Linked DNA regions of Homo sapiens: all the other regions are linked to region 4. Evidence: read pairs that join two places in POLR2A ChIA-PET (ENCODE). Cell type or tissue: MCF 10A. All regions are shown on one strand.

The links. ChIA-PET counts read pairs that join two places held together with the same protein. Peaks named below come from ENCODE experiments on the same cell type or tissue, not always from the same donor. Only the 100,000 strongest peaks of a DNase experiment are listed, where the experiment ranks them.
Region 1: POLR2A ChIA-PET joins it to region 4 with 11 read pairs; 20 of 35 experiments call an interaction of 5 or more read pairs at or near these places.
Region 2: POLR2A ChIA-PET joins it to region 4 with 10 read pairs; 6 of 35 experiments call an interaction of 5 or more read pairs at or near these places.
Region 3: POLR2A ChIA-PET joins it to region 4 with 66 read pairs; 31 of 35 experiments call an interaction of 5 or more read pairs at or near these places.

The regions. Positions count from the first base shown.
Region 1 is chr10:3,760,315-3,765,314 of GRCh38, forward strand. LOC105376363 (a long non-coding RNA gene) reads left to right here. Exons shown (of 4, transcript XR_001747332.1): 1 at 1-176; 2 at 2,704-3,079. Among named protein-coding and RNA genes, the nearest start is that of KLF6, 22 kb to the right of the region's middle. RefSeq lists enhancers at 767-866, 2,282-3,481. In MCF 10A, no CTCF peak of the experiment used is centred here; DNase peaks (open chromatin) are centred at 1,887, 2,987 and 3,747.
Region 2 is chr10:3,752,451-3,757,450 of GRCh38, forward strand. LOC124902540 (a long non-coding RNA gene) reads right to left here and starts at 2,847. Exons shown (of 3, transcript XR_007062364.1): 1 at 2,503-2,847; 2 at 1,207-1,320. It overlaps LOC105376361 (a long non-coding RNA gene), which reads right to left. Exons shown (of 3, transcript XR_930578.4): 3 at 4,131-4,215. RefSeq lists an enhancer at 2,277-3,476. In MCF 10A, no CTCF peak of the experiment used is centred here; a DNase peak (open chromatin) is centred at 2,731.
Region 3 is chr10:3,774,679-3,779,678 of GRCh38, forward strand. It overlaps KLF6 (KLF transcription factor 6), which reads right to left. Exons shown (of 4, transcript NM_001300.6): 4 at 1,318-4,912. The coding sequence ends at 4,861. Among named protein-coding and RNA genes, the nearest start is that of KLF6, 8.0 kb to the right of the region's middle. In MCF 10A, no CTCF peak of the experiment used is centred here; DNase peaks (open chromatin) are centred at 783, 1,783 and 2,413.
Region 4 is chr10:3,850,071-3,855,070 of GRCh38, forward strand. No RefSeq gene overlaps it. Among named protein-coding and RNA genes, the nearest start is that of LINC02639, 19 kb to the left of the region's middle. RefSeq lists enhancers at 1,097-1,453, 2,162-3,361. In MCF 10A, no CTCF peak of the experiment used is centred here; DNase peaks (open chromatin) are centred at 1,631 and 2,411.

The sequences.
Region 1 (5,000 bases), 90 kb before region 4:
CCCTTTTTGTTTCTTTTCCAGGGACAAGACCATGGATGCAGCACATGGCCACAAGGCAGTTTCAAGATGCCCATGTCAGGCAGAGGATGGCTCAGTGGTCTCTAACCCACCTAACATTTCATGAACTTTACTCCTGGTCCCGCTCCCAAATTAGACACTGGAGATAATGGATCACTGTAAGCATAAAAGGGGCTTTTTGTTTTCTTTTACAAATATGCCTAGATAATTCTCAGATACACCTGAGTAACAGCACACGTTCTCTACCTTTCAGACCTGTTGAGGGTGAGAGGGAGACGGTTAATGAAAGGCTGTGAGAACGCGATGCACAGAGTCCAGAGAACTTTTGAGATCATCATTCCCACCTCTGAGTTCCCAGCACTTTTTTTTCCAAAAACCGTTTCATACTTAACTAAGGAATCTGTGCTTAATTATTAGCATTAAGGAGAATAGTGAAGGCTAATTGTGGCCAGCGTTTTATTCTTCAAGGTGCAGAAAAACATACATTTCCTTCCTTCCTTCCTTCCTTCCCTCCCTCCTTCCTTCCCTCTCTACTTCCTTCCTTCCTTCTTCTCTCTTTCTCTCTCTTTCTTGCTTTCTTTAGCCTGTGCAGGAGTCAGACTCTGTATTGCATTTAGAATGAAGATAAGTCAAATTTTTAATCCCTGAGCCAAACACATCGGGTAACTTTCAAGTTCCCCAGAATCTTCTGATTTTCACTTGGGTTCAAAACCACAGTTCCACATGCAGTTGAAGTGGCATTTTCTTCCATTGGCAACTTCTGCATTTGGTATCAAACCTTTGGTTATGCACAGAGCTGAGGGAGAGCAAACCGATTCTTCACGCATGTTCCACCCTTGGAGCACTCACCCCTACCTCTAGGAGAGCCCCTAAAATGAGCTTGAGTCCTCCATCCAGAAACGAACCAACACTTCTCACAGAGAAGATGGCAGGGCCTCGTGCATCAGAACCCCAGCCAATCAGGACTGCAAATAAATACCCAGAAGCTGGTCTCAATGATGCGCTTGGTATAGGAAATGAAAGACGGAACCAATGGTTTCAACAAAATGAGAGCAGAACTGAAAGTCTGCAAATAAAAATTACAGGTCCTTCATCACAGCTTTCCCTCCACACAGGCCGTAAGAAAACCATGCAGTTCTCTAAGAGAATGTTTTTTTTTTTTTTTTTCCAAGAGCTCTTGAGTCATCTTGGTTTCTGTCTCTTGATGTAGAATTGACTCTGAAAGCAATAAAATAGTAAAAACACCTCATTCCCCTGCTTTGCATGTAATGGACTAACCAGGAAGATAAAATGTCCCACTTCCGGGGCTCTTCACCTGACATCACCTTAGTTTGAAGTTACTTAGCTTGGTATTCTGGCATATTTTAGAAAGCAAAAAGCACCTTAAACCTTAACATTTTGTGTCATTTCTAGGCCAAACACTTTGGGGCTTTTAAAAAAAGTACACCAAGATAAAGTCATCATTGACTCTGTTGAAAGAAATGGTAGGCAAAAATAAATAAATAAATAAATTTGACAAATGTATTAAAAATTCAAGGCTAAATGGGTTGAACAAAAGATTGGAAGCCGAGGTAATCTGTGAGAGATCCATGCCCAGCTGGCTAAGCTTTTCATCCTTCGGTTCTTACCCCTGACTTGCTGAACCAGCATGGTTAGAAAATGTGGGCCACACACACAAACAACGTTGAAATTCCTTGGATGTCAAGCTTTTGATTCACGCCCATTCTGTAAAGCATTAGGAGGTCAAAGGTGTATGGTTTTCTGCACTTTGGAAAAGAAGGAGCTGACCATTTCCAGCCTTCAGTGCTCTCTTTCATGCTAATAATTGAGCTGGAATTCCTGAAGAATGACACTGGGCGCTGAGGTTCGTCCTGGGAAGTAGGGGTGGGGTTTGTACCTGCAGTTTGCATAGGATCCTCCCACTGACCTGCCTGTTAGAAAGGACAGTGGCTTCAAAATCTGTTTGTTGTTCATTTGTTTTTCTCCCCATAGAGAACAAGGTGAGTGGAGGTATCTTCAATGAGAAGAAAGGCCTGAGCTCCCATTCTCCTGTTACAAACACACCATGTCAAATATTTTTCGAGTCAATATGTTTTAATAAGTGCTCTTTATTTATTGGGGCTACAATACTACAGTTGAAATTGTTTGCAGACTTCATTGATTTTGACTGGAGGTCCCTGGAAGGCATGGTGGTTCCTGCCTCAGCAGAAACTTGTGTGGCAATAGGAGTGGAGGCCAGAGAGTCCTTAGGTCAGTCCCAAATTCCCTGGGAAAAAAAGGGTTAACTGTCCCTGCATTGAATTAACTGTGGGGATAAAACATTTGTGAATACCATGTACACACATAAAATTGCCCCTAAACAAATTATTCTGGAGATACGTTATTCTAGCAAATGGTCATTCGCACAACGCACACAGCACAGCTGTCCTTTCTGGGTTCGTATGATTCAGAAGGTCCCAGCTGAATCGTGACAGCAGGTGCATAAGTGGCCTCGAGCTTTTTCCTCATTATTTCCAGCAAACCCCGTCTCTGTCTACTTACCTCCTTCCTTAACAGCCTTTTCCTAACCAATTCTTTCTGCTCCCCTAGAAATATTACATTCTGCAAATGCGAAAGGAAAAGAAATGGGTATCTGCTCAGTGCCGATTTCAGAGAGTATCTACAAAGCTTTTCTCTTTTGCACAGATACTGCACTGAAGACTCGGAGGGGTTGAGCCGCTGGAGCCACGCAAATTCAGACACCTCTTCCGCCCCAGGTCACTCTACTCGCCCACGCTGCCTGCCACACCCATCCGGTTGTGCGGGACACTCCCCGCGTTTCTTCAGCGATTCTTATCGGGCTCCCTCCTTGTTCAATAAAGGTGAAGGGTGTGGGGTTTTCTGTGCATACGCTCAGGAAGTTGAGTCCCGGTGAAACGTGTCAGGTTGCCATTTCCCAGGCTGGAAAGATTTTCCCAGGACGGGTATGAATAGACGATGAAAGTGCACACTCTTACCCGGCTGCCCGACCCAGGTGCCAGGCTTCTGACTCAGGACCATCTGTGGGTGCGAGTGCAGGGAGGTGAGTCACTGCAGCCTTGCTCAGTCCCCCTGCAGAGGTCAGATCCTGGGCCCCAAAAGCTGCTCCAGGATGAAAGCCTGCTCTCAGTGAGACTAAAATCCTGGTCATTTGTGTTCTGCAGTCATGAGCATGTAACCCTAATGTAGAACAACAACTTAGCCAATGACTATTTTTTCTGTTCATGCCACAGTACCTGAAGGAGAATTGCTGCTTCTCTTAATGGTGCCTGCCACCCAACCCAATAGTTAGCATGTGAACGTCTTGCTTGAGATCAGCTTCTGGGTGTAAAAATAAATTTAAATATAGAAAATTCAAATAACACCCATTCATTTATCAAAGATCTCAAATGTTCTATGATCAAGGCAAAAATCTAGTAGCCAAACAGAGGGTTCCCTAGCTGGTTTGACAGCCACACAGAAGGATGGTTTGTACACAGCCACTATTTTTCTAGAAGCCAGGGTAGCTTATGTTTGGGACATATATAAAATACAAGGTAAAGGCTCTTTGATTTGGGGAGGGATGATGGGAGGGGAAATAAAGGCATAAACATGAAGTAACAAGGGAAGTCAAAAATTCAGGTAGATAAGGCGAGAGCTGACGCTGTTGCAATCCATTCTTCATTCCCCATACGTGAGTTGCCTGAGGTTTCTGAGGTCACAGAAGCTGTGATGAACATGATTCAGTAGGAAGCAAGCAGGAATAGGAGCCAGAATCCTGAGTTCTCCTCTCAGCTCTGATGCTGACACTGTGATCTTATTATGTAAGATTAAATAAAAATCGTGTTTTAGACACGTAGGCAGAGAAAAAGTCACCATGCTGAAATTGGCCAAGGGACTGAACAGAACCTGTTGCGTAGGATCTTTTCATGATTCTAAGTTCTACAGGAGTTAGACACAATATCTGAACGGTCTCAGGTCTCTATCTTTAAGATACTAGAACTCAGGATTGAACTGGAATTTGAAGCAGAATACTCTGTTTGCTGAGTGCTGAGTTCTGCCAAGAGATAAATTTTTCTCCAGCCTCTGCAGACAGAGGCACCCTGAGCTCCTGGGATCTGGGGCAGCAGCCTCAGGGCTGTCCTGGATTTGAACGGCAAGTACAGAATTGCACCCATCCTCTCAGTAAACCTGAGCAGTAGACATCCCCATGCCCACTTTAGAAAGAGGGAGGTTAAAGCTCCCATGTGTTAATCAGTTCTCATGGTTAGAAACTTCTGGAGCTGGCATTTGAGAGATCTGTTGGACTCTGAAGCACATCTGTCTTCTCATTTAAGCCCTGTTCTAGGCATTTGCCCATACAGGGTGTGAGACTGGGCTTGTCAGTAACGTCCCTGCACTTGTAGAAACAGGACAGAAGAGGCTGCTGGCATGGGCCACCACACAGGCAATGGGCTAAGAAAGAACAGTCAGGATGCAAGAGAGAAATTTCTCCGAGTTCATAACCAGCCGATTGTGCAGGTGCAAACTTTGTGATCTGTGCACACCAAAGATCATTTCCGTATTTGCCTTGTAGCTGCCACTGTTGTTGTTTGCTAGGGAAAGGTGATAGTCCCTTGAAAACCTGTTCTGTTGCCCTGAGGCCACTTGATATCCAAAGTTTTCTTCATCCCTCAACCACAGCAAGCACTGACCCTCACAGTGACAGAGTGTGGGCAATGCACTCTGCACTCCTGAGTTACACAAATAAGGATTGATTTGATCGTTTCAAAACAAGGAGGTCACTGCAAAATTCAACAAATGCTCAGTAATGCCATTTTCTTCGCTGAGAGCTCCTCCTCTGCCAGCAGTACATGTCCCTCTCTAAGAAAAGGACTCTCAGAAGTGGGCAGATCGTAAGAGCTATGACTGATGATGAAGCAAAGATGAAAATCGTCTTCATGACTTGCATGTGCAGCAGAGGAAACCACAAGTTATTCCCTGCA
Region 2 (5,000 bases), 98 kb before region 4:
TGAGGACTAGAGAGAACCATTTCCTATCACAGTCTTTTTTTTTTTTTAAGACAGAATCTCGCTCTGTTACCCAGGCTGGAGTGAAGTGGCCCAATCTCGGCTTACCACAACCTCTGCCTCCCAGGTTCAAGCGATTCTCCTGCCTCAGCCTCCCAAGTAGCTGAGATTACAGGTGTGTGCCACCATGCCTAGCCAATATTTGTATTTTTAGTACAGACAGGCTGGTCTCGAACTCCTGAGCTTCAGTGATCTGCCTTCCTCGGCCTCCCAAAGTTCTGAGATTTATAGGTGTGAGCCACTGCGCCCGGCCCTCACAGTCAATTTCTTATGAGGATTTTTCTTCTAAATATCCCAAAGAAGCCATGTGGGGCACAGCCCTGGGGTGGTGGGCAAATCAAGAGTCAAACTCTGAATGTTTCCTATCCCAGGGAGAGGGAGAAAAGAATCTAATCCAGAGAGAAATTGGAAGGCTTAGTATAAGAAGTCATGCCAGATTATCAGCTCCTATTTTGGGCCAGGCCTTTGAGGGGCAGCGTCCTGAGCCGTGAGGAGCAGGTGTCAGGCTAGGGCCTGGTGGAGACATCAGGAATCCTTACACAGTTCCAGGGAAGAGGGAAGAAAACCCACTGAGGACTGAGGAGGTTGGTCATGCCAAGTGGAGGTGAGGAGTGGGGCTACAGGAGGCTGATTTCCTGCTGTTCAGCAAGGAAGTCTTGGGTTGTTTGCCACTCACGTATTTTACGTTTCTAACTAAGACACAGGACTTCAGGAATAAGATTGCCCTGGAATGTCTCCATCAGTGGCTCTCTCCTGGGGTTGACTTGGCTTCCCACATCCCACCCGAGCAGGGGACATGTGGCAATGCCTGGAGGTAAGTTTGCTTGTCACAAGTGACAGATATGCACCTACCATCTAGTGGGTGAGGGCCAGGGGTGCTGTTGAACACACTGTGTACAGGACGGTCTCCTACCACAAAGAACTGTTTCCGTCAGAATGTCAACGTGGCTGAGGCTGGGAACACACACTCTAACTCTTTGGAAGGTGCTATGGACTGAATATTTGTGTTCCTTCAAAATTCATGTCGAAATCCTGACCTCTTAAGTATTAGGAGATGCCATCTTTGGGAAGTGATGAGGTCATAAGGATGGAGTCCTTAAGGATGGGATTAGGGCCCTTAGAAAAAATGGCCAGAGAGAGCTCCCTCACCTCTTTCACCGGGTGAGGACCCAAGGAGAAGGCACCATCAACGAGCCAGGAAACAGGCTCCCACCAGACACCGATTCTGCCAGCATCGTGATCTTGGACTTTCAGCCTCCAGAACTGTGAGAAATGAATACTTGTTTAAGCCATGTGTATTGTTACAGCAGCTCGAATGGCAAAGACACAAAGCAAGGACATGGCTCTGATATATTGAACTGAAATGTAAATTATATAACAATATTTTACATATATAGAAAATGTTCACCAAGGCAGGCAGATCACCTGAGGACAGATCAACACCAGCCTGGCCAGCATAGTGAAACCCTGTCTCTACTAAAAATACAAAAATTAACCAGGCGTGGTGGTGGTTGCCTGTAATCCCAGCTACTTGGGAGGCTGAGGCAAGATAATCGCTTGAACCAGGAGGTGGAGGTTGCAATGAGCTGAGATAGCACCACTGCACTTGAGCCTGGGTGACAGAGTGAGACTCCATCTCAAAAATAAATAAATAATAATAAAAAAAGTTCAGATAAATATATAATAAAATGATATAAATTTTAGAGCTATAATTTTAGGCTCTTATATATGTCCTCCCCATAATGGGAGCCCACTGCTCTGGGGTCAGTCAGGTCTCGTAAAGCAACATTTTTCTGGCTGTGTTTGAACTATTTTTCTCTAGTCAGAGTGAAAAGAAAGGCAATCCTGGCTTATAAAGCTAAACTTTGTCACTTGCAGGGAAAGAGTGCAGCTGTGTGTCGTGGGCTGGGTTCTGCGTAACCTCGGATGCCTCTCCTGGCCTCAGTTTGCTCACCTGTCTTAGTGTGATAATAACAGTATCTGCTTCAGTTTCCAAGAGGACTAAATAATACAAAACACATATCTTGGTGTTTTGTGCATAATAAACCTTAAATGAGTATTTGCCATCATTTCTGCAATGTTTAGCTTTGTATCTGAATTATTACACGGAAACGAATCTAAATTCAGAACAACTCACAAAAATAATATATTAACATAAGATCTTTTGAGTTAATTTAAAACATTAAATAATATTTCCAATGAGAGTTCTTTTTCTGCCCTTCTCCTCACCCCCCAAACTGTAAAGTGAACAAAGATGGTATCTGTTGATGGAACCCTGCCTCAAAGAGGTTTGGGAGATGACAGAGTTTGATTGATCTGTCACCTTGTGGAAGAGCCCACTTTACATGCTAACAGCTTTTGAGTTCTTCAGGAAGGAACGGCCTGTGACTGGCTGAATCAGCACTCAGCTCCTGTTTACTACCAAGTACAGTACCATTTATTTACCTTGGAGTAACCCTTCACCCAGCATCGCCTCTTGAAAGCTTCCGAGGAGAGGAAACGTACTTCAATATGAAGTCTTATTTCTCAACAGTTCTCCTGGTCGAGTTTAAAATTTAAAAATTATCTTGCCAAGCTTTCTGCACTGTGATTTATGCAAGAATGGTACAAGAATGAAATGGATTGTCTTGGCAGGCTGAGTCACTGCTACGATATCAGGGAGTATCTTCCTGCTGCAGAGGAAAGGGAACACGTCATGCTCTTTGAGTCACAAACCTTCTAATCATCACCTGTCTGAAAGGGGACCTGTTGTAACTGACTCAGCTGAGATTCGCCAAGCAGGCACGCTGAGTGAGTACAGATACCTGGTTAGCAGGTGAGGATGCTGGGGTGAGATTGGCAGCTGTCACTCTCTGAATTTTGACATGGAAGAGGGTCAATATCTGATGCAGGAAAAGTGGGCACCTTTGCATACTAACACAGTGGGCTCACTTACATAATTACACACATTTATCGTCTGTCATTTAGGCCTTGAAATGTATGAATTAATCCTCCTTGTGATGGGAGCGCACTGCTCTGGGGAAAGTCAGCTCTCATAAAGCAACATCTTCTTGGCTGTGTTGGAGCTGTTCCACTTATTCATTCTCTGTTATCACATTCATTGTGCTGGAAACATTCCGGTCAATGTTTTCACTTTTCCTGGGATCCTAGACAATGTCCCCACCATAGCTGCTCTGGAACAAGCAGCTGTGTGGCGATGGTGACTCATTCAACAGAAGTGACTTGTCTCTGGTGAACTCTCCTCTCTGTCTCCTGCCTGAGCTGAAAGTCACAAATCAAATGATAAACCTGGAGCCTCAGCCAGTATCACCCCCGATCTTCAAAGTGGTTCTGAAGGGCCTCAGATGTCTGGCTATTAAGAAGTCCTTCAGGTTTTGTTTGCCTCGCTAATCCTGCCTGTCCTGCTCTTCAGATAGGCAAAGGAGAATTGCGCTAGGCTACAGCTCAGGGCCTTCATCTAAGGCTCTTGTCAACAGCTCTTTGGAGGGTCTGGAGGGCTGGGAAGAAGGAGTCGCAGGTTCCTAAACTACCACATTTCTTCCCACAGTCAAAGTCCTCTGGTCTCCCGAATTTTGTTTCCAACACGACCATGTTGTCTTTGGAAAGGGGGATGTGGGTGGGAAGAGTCTCTAGGTATTCCAAAGTAAATATCAAAGAAAAACTGTAACTGGGAGTTTTTATAAAGGGACAAGTTGTACAGGTTTTCCACTGATCCAGCTGAACCGAGGTCCTGTGGGAGCATCAAGCAGAAATTCCTACCAAAGAGTAAGAAACAAACCAAACGAAAATGATGCACACACAGAAAAAAGGAATAGCGTCTGCTACAATTGCTGCCTGTGCCCGGGTCATTATTTCTATGAGTGGGACCTGAAATGGACAGCTGTCATCGGTCAAGGCTGCAGCTGTGTGTCTTAGCTTTGCCTAGGGAAAGCTCTTTTCCAGACGGAATACAAATGCATTCCTCCTCCTCCTCCTCTTCTTCTCCTCCTGCTACTCCTCCTCCTTCTTCTTCTTCCTCTTCTCTTCCTCCTCCTCCTCTTCCTCCTCCGCCGCCACCGCTTCTTCTTCCTCTTCTTCCTCTTCTTCTCTTACTTCTTCCATAAAGTTGAAGTCCCAGGTTGAGTGAATAAATGCTTTTTGTTCCTTTGAGAGGTTCCCCTAAAAAATGAAAACAGAATTCTCTAACATCTTGCATGAACAAAAGAACACCTATTTACAAAAAAGCAAACAGCACATCCAGCATGCTGCTATGCACCTCACTTCTAGGGTGCAAACTCTCATAACTGTCCGAGGAGAAGCCAATTCCCCTTCACAGGTGAGGGCCAGTGAGGTGCTTCCTCAGGTCTCTTGGTCTAAGGAGAACAAGGCTGGTCTTGACTTCCTTAAGGCATAGCCATTTCCAACAGCGAAGCATATTGAAAAATTCTGGAGTCAAGTTGGCTTTTCAAAACCCACACCCCAAGAGAATGGCAAAAGAGAAATCAGCTGCTGCATTGCTGTTCAGTTTTGCTGTTATTGAAGCTATCTGTTTTAATTATTTCAATCAATGGTGTTCTTATGTGTACTCTTTGGAACTTTAAGCAAATGGAATAATGTAGAAAATCCAATAAATAAGTAAAGGGAGATGAAGAACAGAGAACACTGTGTTTTTCAGGGAAAAGAACAATAGCAGCAGTGGTGTCAACAGAGACTCCTCTTCTCTGTGGCCTTGCTGGCTTGTGCTGCAGAGATACTGGCTCAGTTCTCTTGGCCTTGTCACCTAAGGTCAACACCAGTCTCTCTTCTGTTATTTGGACTTCTTTAAGTAGCTAAAGGTCTCCCTGTGGCTGCTTAATTTCAGCCATCACTACAGTGCTTCTGAGCGACATCATGGTCCTACAGATGTCACTTATGTGTGTAAACCACAGATCTGCACCTGGGCAAACTGGTCCTCATGGAACCAC
Region 3 (5,000 bases), 75 kb before region 4:
TAGGTGTGAAAGCTGTGTTCTTTCTCCGTAGCAATTACAGCAGAAAAGGAAGACACTTTCCTCCGATTGCCTGTGTTGTCCTTTGAGCACTCAGGTCAACTTGGATAGGGAACGGGGCCGGTAAAGTGGGGACACTTGGGAGACTTTGGGTCCATTTACAGCTACAACAGCACTTTTCAAAAATGGTGATTTTAATTTAAAAAATGGTATGCTATAACGCAACAAATGTCTAAATAACTTAACTGTAATTAGACGGGCAAAGGGCAATCTGAGAAAGTCCTAGTTTCCATTTGAGCACAGTTTTCCTCAACAATTCTTTCATGTAGCACAAGAGAAAGCTTTCTCGAGCTGAGGCCAGCACTCTGAAGATGGCGAACGTGTAATTTGAAGTGCACCCTATACTTACACACCACAGAATTGTAGTGCTATCGAGAATGCTGGATCCACGTGACCTAGCCCTATTTTAGCAATAAGCAAACTGAGGGTCGGTGTAGCTCAGCAAATTGTCCAAAGCACACAGCTCGTTCAAGCTAGAACATTTCCTTTCTTCTTTTAGCTAGGTTTCAAAAAATTTGTTAAGCAGACTGAAATTTTTTATACTTCTATAAATACCCTAAGGTTGCAGCCGATTCCTTGCACGGCAGCGCTAACAGCCTTATTTGAACATAACTTAGCTGTCCTGCATAGTCTTTCCATGACAAAGTGGTCAAGTCTTAATAGTAGCCGCGAATGACTATCAAGACTTTAAATTTAGACTGTACATTCGGGGCAATCCAACCATGAGTCATGTTGACATGTGCTTGGGGATAGAACACGCCCACGAATCCCGGCAATAATGTCGTCTGCTCCCCACGTCCTGCCCTACCACAGCTCCCTCCAAACTGCTGACATTTTTACCACAGTTATAGAAAGAAAATTAATGAACATTCCTAGTCTGGGCACACATCTTAACATCCATCCCCTCTCCAATTATAAAATTAAAAGCAACCACTGTAAATTCCCCACGTTTAGCAAAATGAAGAGCTATGGAGAGGAGTGAGCGCTTAAGCCACCTCAAGTAGAATATCCTTGTTGTCACACTAAGAAGCTGGTTCCCACGGAAACACATTGATTTACCCCATTGCTACTGATTGGCTTAGTGTAATCTGAAAATGGACTCCTACAAGGATCAAATTGTCCTGGTCCACACAGTAAAGCAAAGCTGAGATTACTTGCTAAACATTGCTCTAAAAAACAAAAGGCTGCCTATTTTCAAACAAACTCTACATTTAATGTATCTTATTGGCCTTAAAAGAAAAAAAAGAGATGTAACTCCTCTGGCAGTGATGTCATCTTTTATTTTCTGCCCTCCTTGACTGAGAGTGGGCTGAGGTTGTGAGAACAGCCCTCTGGCCTGGAGTCCCTCTGCCTCCTCCACCCCTCCCAGACATGCCTCAGCCAGGTGTGTGGCAGGGCTGGCTGGGGAAGGTAGGCCCAGCTCTAGCTGCGGAACTGGAGCAGGCTGTGGAGGCACAGAAGTGGCAGGGAAACACTCAAGTTTGTCGTTGTGCAGGTGCCTCTGCAATGCATTCCCTGGCTTGAGCAATGGAAGATCAAACCGGCATGGTTCCCTACTGTGCCCACAGCCGGGGGGTTGTTTTTGTCAGTCCTTGGAGAAGAGTATTTGATGCATTCAGGGAGGGCAATGTCAGGCTCGCTGACATCCTCTCCAGCTCCCAGGACAGGCTGTGGAAAGAGGAAGGGGCTGAGGTCGGTGAGTTGTTCTCAGGGTTGCTCAATGAAGATTTGCCCCCAGGAGGAAGCCAGGGTGATGAATGCAGGAGGAATCTGTTCCAACAACCCCCTTCCCCCAAAAAAAACAACCAGACTCAAGATGCTGATAAGAATTCTTTTATGTTATTCCAATAAAAAATACATTCATACAGAAATATAACAATCTTGCAAAAAACAATTTCAAATAAAATCTTGTAAAACAAAATTTTACAAAAATCTTACAAAGATTCTTTAGATAACAGGGTGCTTCCAAAAAAAAAAAAAAAAGAAATTTCACTAATAGAAATTTTTTTTTAATTTCAAGCAAAAAGTTTCTGCTTGATTGAGGCTCAGTTATCACCTGAACAGAATGTACTTCTTTATGTACGTGCTAATTATGAAAATCACAGGCATTGACAGGTACGGTACCCAGCCCCACCCAGGCAAACAGCTCCGACATGTTTCGTAAGTGAGACAAGCCAGTGCAAGTTTTTTTTTTTCCTTTTTTTTTTTTTGTCTTTTGCTTACCTTCTTGCTTAATGGAATTGTTATGGCTAAGCACATAGAAGGCCAAAAAAGGAGTTTTCCAAACCCAGCAAATCAAGTGCTTGGATTCTGAACTGCCAAAAGAAAACTGCACTTCCCCTCTTAAGTAAAACGAAATGAGTTTCTTAGGTAAATGTATTCATCAGCCCAGATAAAAAAAAAACCAGTTATGTGAGCGTTAGTCACTGCTCATTTCCAGGAAGATCAAACAAAATACCAGCCCAGCCAGACTCACATGTGTGTATATATATATAAAGCAAAGAGCCACACCCACAAGCCAGCAGCTGGGTGAAATATCAGCTGTCCACGCCGTGGTATGCCAATTCGGGGAAATTACTCCTTGGAAAAACTGGAAGAATCTACTTGCTGGAAAAAATAGCTTCATCTGCATAAAAAGTGTTCTACAAAAGAATCCCTGTGGTTAGCTTACTCTTAGGTTAGATCTTCTAATAAGGCTGAAATTCAAAATCAAAACCTTAGTGTGTCCGAGTCCAGCCTGGGTTCCAGCATTCTGTTCAGGCCACTTCTGAACGGCCGAAGGTGCCCCATTCCAGACCTGCCCATTTGATGGACAGAGCAGACAGCCCGGAACAGATTCAAGCAAGAAAGTCCTCCGCACATCGTTAAATTAAAGATAAAGCCTCTATAAAAGTTAGGTTATGGTTTTCATTTTTACCTCCTTTATGGCCATTTTGAAATATTTCTTCACAGGCTGTGGAATTTTCTAGCTAAACATTCTAGTTTCTCCTTAAAAAAAATATTTATATATTATCTATATATATAATATATATATATACACACATACACATACTGTACACACAAATATACATACACAAGAATTCTGCCCACTTTTTTAAAAAAGTAGTATACTTTCTGTATTACCAACAGATAGCTAGACAGATATGTGAAACTTGTGCCTTTTAAGCAAATACATTAACATTGGGGGTTTTTTAATACTTCTGTATCTTTAATATGTGTGAAAATGTTACATATTAAATACAGCCGGTGTGTGATCTATACAATTGTTGTGCAAGGTCTATATGAAAGTCTCAAGGTGGCAGAATTGGTCAGATTTTTCCATTTTCCTGTTTTCCATTTTAACACTGACAGTCAAGTTGCCTAAAGTGTTGAACAAATACTGACATGTAAAGGGAGTTTCACTCTATGTCTTTGTGAAGGAGGACCTTAAAGAGATTTTTTTTCTGTATTATACGTTGATACAGTACACTGCCAGGTGAAACAAGAGCCTTAATAAAGCATGCATCGCCCACACCCCTGTATGAGACCCCCACAGAAGGGATCGCTTGCGTAAGGCACCATTATGAAGGTCAACAGTGCATTAACAGCTAGAAAACCAGAAATTAGTCCTCAAGGCATAAATAAGAGAAACATAGCTGCATGAGAAAACAGTTTCTAAGCGTTAGTGGTTTTATCCACCCAACTGAGAAAAATTTTAGGTTCTTAAGTCTAATGAAACATTAGACCAGCAATTCCCAGCCCCAGCTTTGTGACACTCAATACGTGTCCAATTTCTTCTAAGGGCATCACAGAATTCTCCAAAAAGTTAATTCAAATTCAGAATCATTTAAAAATAATCCTGTGTTGCACAATGCCTTTCTGGAAGGGGAGTGTTACAAACTTGGAGGGGAAAAAAAATTGTATATTGCCAGGCCCGGATGGCTAGGGGGTCACTGTATTAGACAGATTGGATCTTAGCTGCTCATTAACTGGAATCAGTATTGCAGTCCTGACTTAAAAATGGAAAAGCATATAGTTCCCCAGACCATGCATGACTTTTTGTATTCTAAGGAAAAGTTAAATTGTTGTGTTATATTTGTAAATACACAGCTTATACAATGGGTTACAAATGAGCTATGTTGTAGCGTGTAAAACAAGCTACTTGACACATTGCACATTTAATAGCTGCACCAGACACTAAGAGTTCCTCTCACACAGAAAAGGGGGAGAGAGGCTCTCCCTCCCCACACCACTCGCCACTCTGGGGTCCTGAGTTCCCACGCCCACCCTCCAAGATTTTCCTTCTTTTTTTGTTTTTGTTTTTTTGTTTTTTTGATTTTTCTTTTTTTTTCTAAGGTGCAGACACCCCCTCCCCCCAAGGAAATGATTGGTGGTCATCTCATCTCATGGTATACTCCTTACACACAAAACATTCAAACTACTTTTTTTCCATCTCTTGCAGTCTTGCTAACCACAAGGAAAAAAAGTTGGCCTCATCATACGGTCAGTAATAGATCCTCAACATACAATCAACCCAACCATTAGCATTCTCAGTGTGCATGCTCACGGCAAAGGCTTAGGCGCCGCTCGGAAGGGCGGGTACCAGTGGCGAGTCCAGGGTCACCCACATACCATGCACCACGGGTGCTATGCCGCTTCTTACAGGACCTTTTTAGCCCTCAAAAGACCTTCCAAGGAGAGGCCCTGGAGGCAACTGGGTAGGGTGCAGAACGGCATGCTTTGGCTGGAACACGCATCCCTCCTTCCACGGCCGGCTCTCAGCCTGGAAGCCTTTTAGCCTACAGGATCCACCTCTCTGCTCCCTCAGAGGTGCCTCTTCATGTGCAGGGCCAGGTGGTCAGACCTGGAAAAACACCTGCAAGGGCAAATCAGAAGCACAGAAGAAGTTAGGTTCCCATCCCTTGCCAGTGTTCTGGACCAGCGCCCTCACCTCCCTGCCCTGC
Region 4 (5,000 bases):
CCTGCGAAGGCCTTTTGTAGCCTATATAAAATTCTGCATAAAAATAATTCTGCAGACCATCCTGGCTAACATGGTGAAACCCCAACTCTACTAAAAATACAAAAAAATTAGCCAGGCATGGTGGCAGGTGCCTGTAGTCCCTGCTACTTGGGAGGCTGAGGCAGGAGAATGATGTCAACCGGGAGGCGGAGCTTGCAGTGAGCCGAGATAAGACCGCTGCACTCCAACCTGGGCGACAGAGTGAGACTCCGTCTCAAAAAAAAAAAAAAAAAAAAGTTGCAAAATTCATACATTTTGAATGAGTTGCAAGAAAAAATGAAGTTACTCTGTTGTTTTCATCTCTTTTAAACTGTCCCAAGTCCAAGATCAGTTGATATAAACATGCTGTGGTACAACTTTCCTTGCTTTTCAGAGTGATCTCAAGCCTATGTCCTTATCGGAAACATATTTGTCTGGTCATGACTGACTGTTGGAATCTGTCTGGAAGCACACATGGGAAACACCTGGTATACCTGGTACCTGGTGTACCTTGTATTACCCTCAGGGCTACATGGATTGTGTTGAAAGCTGTCTTTTAACATGATGCCCATCTTTGGTTGTGATGACTTATTTTTTAGAAATTAGTCGGGTTAAAGTGAGCCACACTTCTCCATGGACATTCAGCATATAGGATGTCACAGCAAGGAACACAACTGCAAGTTAGGAGCTGGCATTGAGTCAGGGCACGGAGCAGAGGCTGTATCTCGAGGAAAAACAGTCGGCGTGAAGTTGTGTGAAGGGGGCATAAAAGTGACTCAGAACTCCGTCTGATCGTGGAGGACTGAGAGGGCAAAAGTTCTTGCTTGGCGGGGCGTGGTGGCTGATGCCTGTAATACCAGCACTTTGGGAGGCCAGGGTGGGTGGATCACTTGAGCTCAGAAGTTCCAGATCAGCCCTGGAAAGTTGGTGAGACCCCATCTCTACAAAAATTAGCTGGGCGTGGTGGCATGTGCCTGTAGCCCCAGCTCCTAGGGAGGCTGAGGTGGGAGTATTGCCAGAGCCCAGAAGGTCACGGCTGCAGTAAGCCAAGATGGTGCCGCTGTACTCCAGTCCGGGTGACAGAGTGAGATCCTGTCTCCAAAAAAAAAAGATTAGAAAGTTATTGCTCAAGTGATATTTCCATGAAAGTACAACTTAGTGACAAATTACCCATTATTTGAACGCTACAACTTTCACAGAACAAGTTGGACAATGTGTATAGAAGCAAGTTTCTTAACAAACAAGCTATATTACTTAGGAGTAAGGAAGGGGAATGTGGCATCTCATTTCAGACTCTTAACTTCCTCTTTTGAGTCTGACACATCTTCTATATTTTCTTAAGGCCTCCCAGAAGCAAACAGGCAAGGCTGGAAAAAGGAAGTTAAATAGTGATTTGCTCAATTTGAAAGAAACATAACTTTTTCACATGATACCAAACGTTTCCCAAATGAAACACTCCCTACCCTGCCCCAGCATGCAACTTTCCAACTAAATCTGGCCCAAGTAAGTCGTCTCATCAGCTGGATTAAATATACTTTCTTCATCTTTGGCTGGGTCTTACCAAAATGAGTGATTCAACTTCTTAGGAGAGATTGCTGCAAGGGTTACACCAACAGATAAATATGGGAATTTCTTTCACACTTGCTCGTTTCAGACCAATAGCAGAGCTAGGTAAACAGTGATCTCATCTTCAGTCACACAGTTTTGCTGACATTACAAAGAAAGGTGTCAACACAGATTTAAGGTGGCTGTCAACTTACTGAGTCCATCATTTTGGCTTTTGAGTTTTTCACCATAGAGAGCTAACTGAGAAAAACGAAAAACTTTTTTTTCTACTTTTTTTTTAAACTAGAAAAGCAATGGCTGCTCCTTAAATATATGTAAAGAATAGAAAGAAGAGAGAAAGGTACTAATGTATCCCACCACCTATATGGAAACAGTATTCATATTTCTCCTTGATTCTGAAACATTTATGATCTTTGCAGGGAAATTTTTGGTATGTTTCAGGTAACTGTAGATGAGAGCTCTTTCTTTTCAATCAGTTCTGAGAACTTGATATCTTAAGTGGTTCTTTAAGTCCAAAATATTTCAGTTGAGTTAAACTTTAACCAACCTAGGTGATTAGTGTATATGCTCTAAAACCTTGCGGAACACTTTGTATCAACAAATAACACAAACCCTGAATTCCTGGAGCATGTATTATGTTTATATTCAAACATAACCCTGAAATGTGTTCTTACTCTAAGTATCTCAGACACATTCTTCTTATTTGAAAGCTTCGTGTATTACTCAACAACCTCTAACATATCTCAGCGATGTTAAAGACACATAGAGAAGAAATGACATCATGAAGCTGATTCTGTTCTTTCAGCTTTGTGTTTAGCTAATGCTGAACAGAGCGGTGAGTCATGCAGTCCTGTGACCAGCCAGGCGCTTTTCCAATCAGAGTCTGTTAAGATCTTTGACAACAGTACCTGTAGTTGTTTGAAGAGGAGGTTTCAGTAGTGACCTGTACCCTTGGTAATAACAGGCTTTATAGGTAACAAAATGTGTTCTCTGCCTACTGAATAACAAAACACCAATCATGAGATAACGCTTAGTAAAGCTGACTCATTTCCTCCTTTACAGATGAAAGGAGTTGTCCAAGAAATGACTATCTCAGAGGGAAATTTTCCTTCAGGTCATTACGTGAGTCTCTTTAAAGCATGGCGGACTGTAGCATTAGGTTTTCAGTTATTAGGTATATTAAAAAGTAAATTTTATTATGAAATAATATCATACATTTAAAGCCCGGTCCGGTTTTATCTTGAAATATGTGATAACTCCTGGTTTCAGATGCGATTCAGAAGAAATAGGTTGACTTGTATCATCAGGTGTCCAGAAGATTAAAATTTCTGTTTTATTAAAATGTGGAATTCACGTTTGTTTTCAGCCAAGCAAGGTTTGGTGATTCTGCAGCTGTCACCCTCAGCATCTCTGTAGGACAGCCTCTTGCCCCTCTTCACCCAGGTCTGCAGGAGGGTGGCAGCGTGGCTTGGGAAGGCTGGGTGGCGGGAGCTCAGAGGGGGTGCAGTGTTCCCACCACACAGCGGCGGCTCAACTGCCCAGGCTGTGGGGTTTCCAGCTGTGTCGTGTTGACTTGAACCGACTCAGCAGGCGGTGCCCTCCTGGAGCACCTGAAGCCTCCAGAGAAATATGATGGAAAACCAAGAGGCCTCCACCTCCCTGACTTGCTGCGACCTCCTGGGCTTTGCAGCCAGGCTGCTTTCGTGGATGCAGTCCTCGAAGCTAGTTTGGAAGACATTTATTTTTAAATATACAGGAAGCCAAATACGTTGAGAGAAAAGCCGCCTAATGCATTCCTCTGTTCATCTCCAAAGTCATAGCTGGTTTTCTAGACCCGATTTTCATCAGACTTTCCAAAGACAGAAAGAGTCTCCTCTACATAGGGCTTCCTTCTTTGCCTTCATCTGTAATGCGAGCCTTGCCCTAGGTTGCCTCTCTCTCTCCTTGCTCCGCCTGCTTCGGAATTCTCCTGTCATTTCAACAGTGGTACCAAGCTTTTTGTTGTTAGGAAATCACAAATTCTGAAACACACTCAACTGAGCAGATTTAAAAATAACCTAGGCTTCTCTACTATTTGGGTAAGGCCACTTGCTTGTTTGGGGTTGCTAATGGGAATAAGAGACTATGTGTGATTACCTCTAGAGCCTGCTTGTTTGCTCTGAGGAAAGTTTTATTGAAGAGCCACAGGCTGCGTTCCAGAACACTGGCCAAACACTTTGCACATGTGTGCTGTTGGGTCCTAGCACCGTCCACTCCACTCCTGGGAAAGGAATATGCCCTGGGGACGGAGATCTCCTTGCAGAATGCCTGTGTGGGCTGCATCTAATAAGGTTTTTTAGGAGTGGTTATGGCCCCCTGTTGGGTTCCTAATAAAAGCCCGTTATCATTTTTAGCTTCTGGAAATCCACAGGTCCCTAATTTTGTAAAAGGTGCTTTCCATGCCTTGCAGTCTGTTCTCCCAGGGAAATTTAATCTGAATACTATGTTGCAGGGTGGTGGTTGGGAGGTAATTGCTAATACATTGTGGGCCCAGAATAGACTGGTCACATTGTATTTCTCCCTTTTCACCCTAACAAATCAGAAACCGGATGATACTGTTTGTATTCGGAGTCTGAGAGTCTCAGCCTCGCCTTATCCTTCACCAGCCCGGACAGCAGCTAGGACTGAAGGTGCACGTGCCCATGTTTTCCTCCCAGCCACCCGGTTCCCCGCTCTGTCCCTCACTGATCTGTGCATAAACTGGGCAGGTCTACTTAGATCTGCTTTATACAGCAGGCTTTTATATAAGCGTTCATTTGAAAACCAAGAGATGTATAAAGGCTTTTTGGCTTTGTTTTGACATAGATAGGATCTCACTCTGTCACCTAGGTTGGAGTGCAGTGGTGGAATCACGGCTTACTGCAGCATTGACCTCCCAGGCTCAAGCGATTCTCTTGTCTCAGCCTCCCAGATAGCTGGGACTAAAGGTGCACACCACCACTCCCAGCTACATTTTTTTTTTTTTTTTTTAGTAGAGACAAGTTCTCACTATGTTGCCCAGGGTGGTCTCAAACTCCTAGCCTCAAGTGATCCTCCTGCCTCAGCCACCCAAAGCATTGGGATTACAGATGCCTGGAGCATAAATGCCTGTAGATATTGAAAAGGGAAAGGAATGTGAAGGAAGTACCCCAGAGGCTTGTGCAGCCTCACCTGGGCACTCAGAAGAGGCCTCTCAGGCAGGGAATGGACAAGGTGCACGAGCCAGCTCACATCCGTGGTTCCTCCTCGGGTTCATGGGAGCTCACCCATAAGGCATAGATTGGTTCATGATGGAGATCAGGAGTATTGTCTTGGTACCAAGTACCTTGGTGTCTGGCTGCTGTTTCGTACCATGTGGCCTCCAAGGCTGGTTGGGCTCTAGGACTCAGATGATCTGT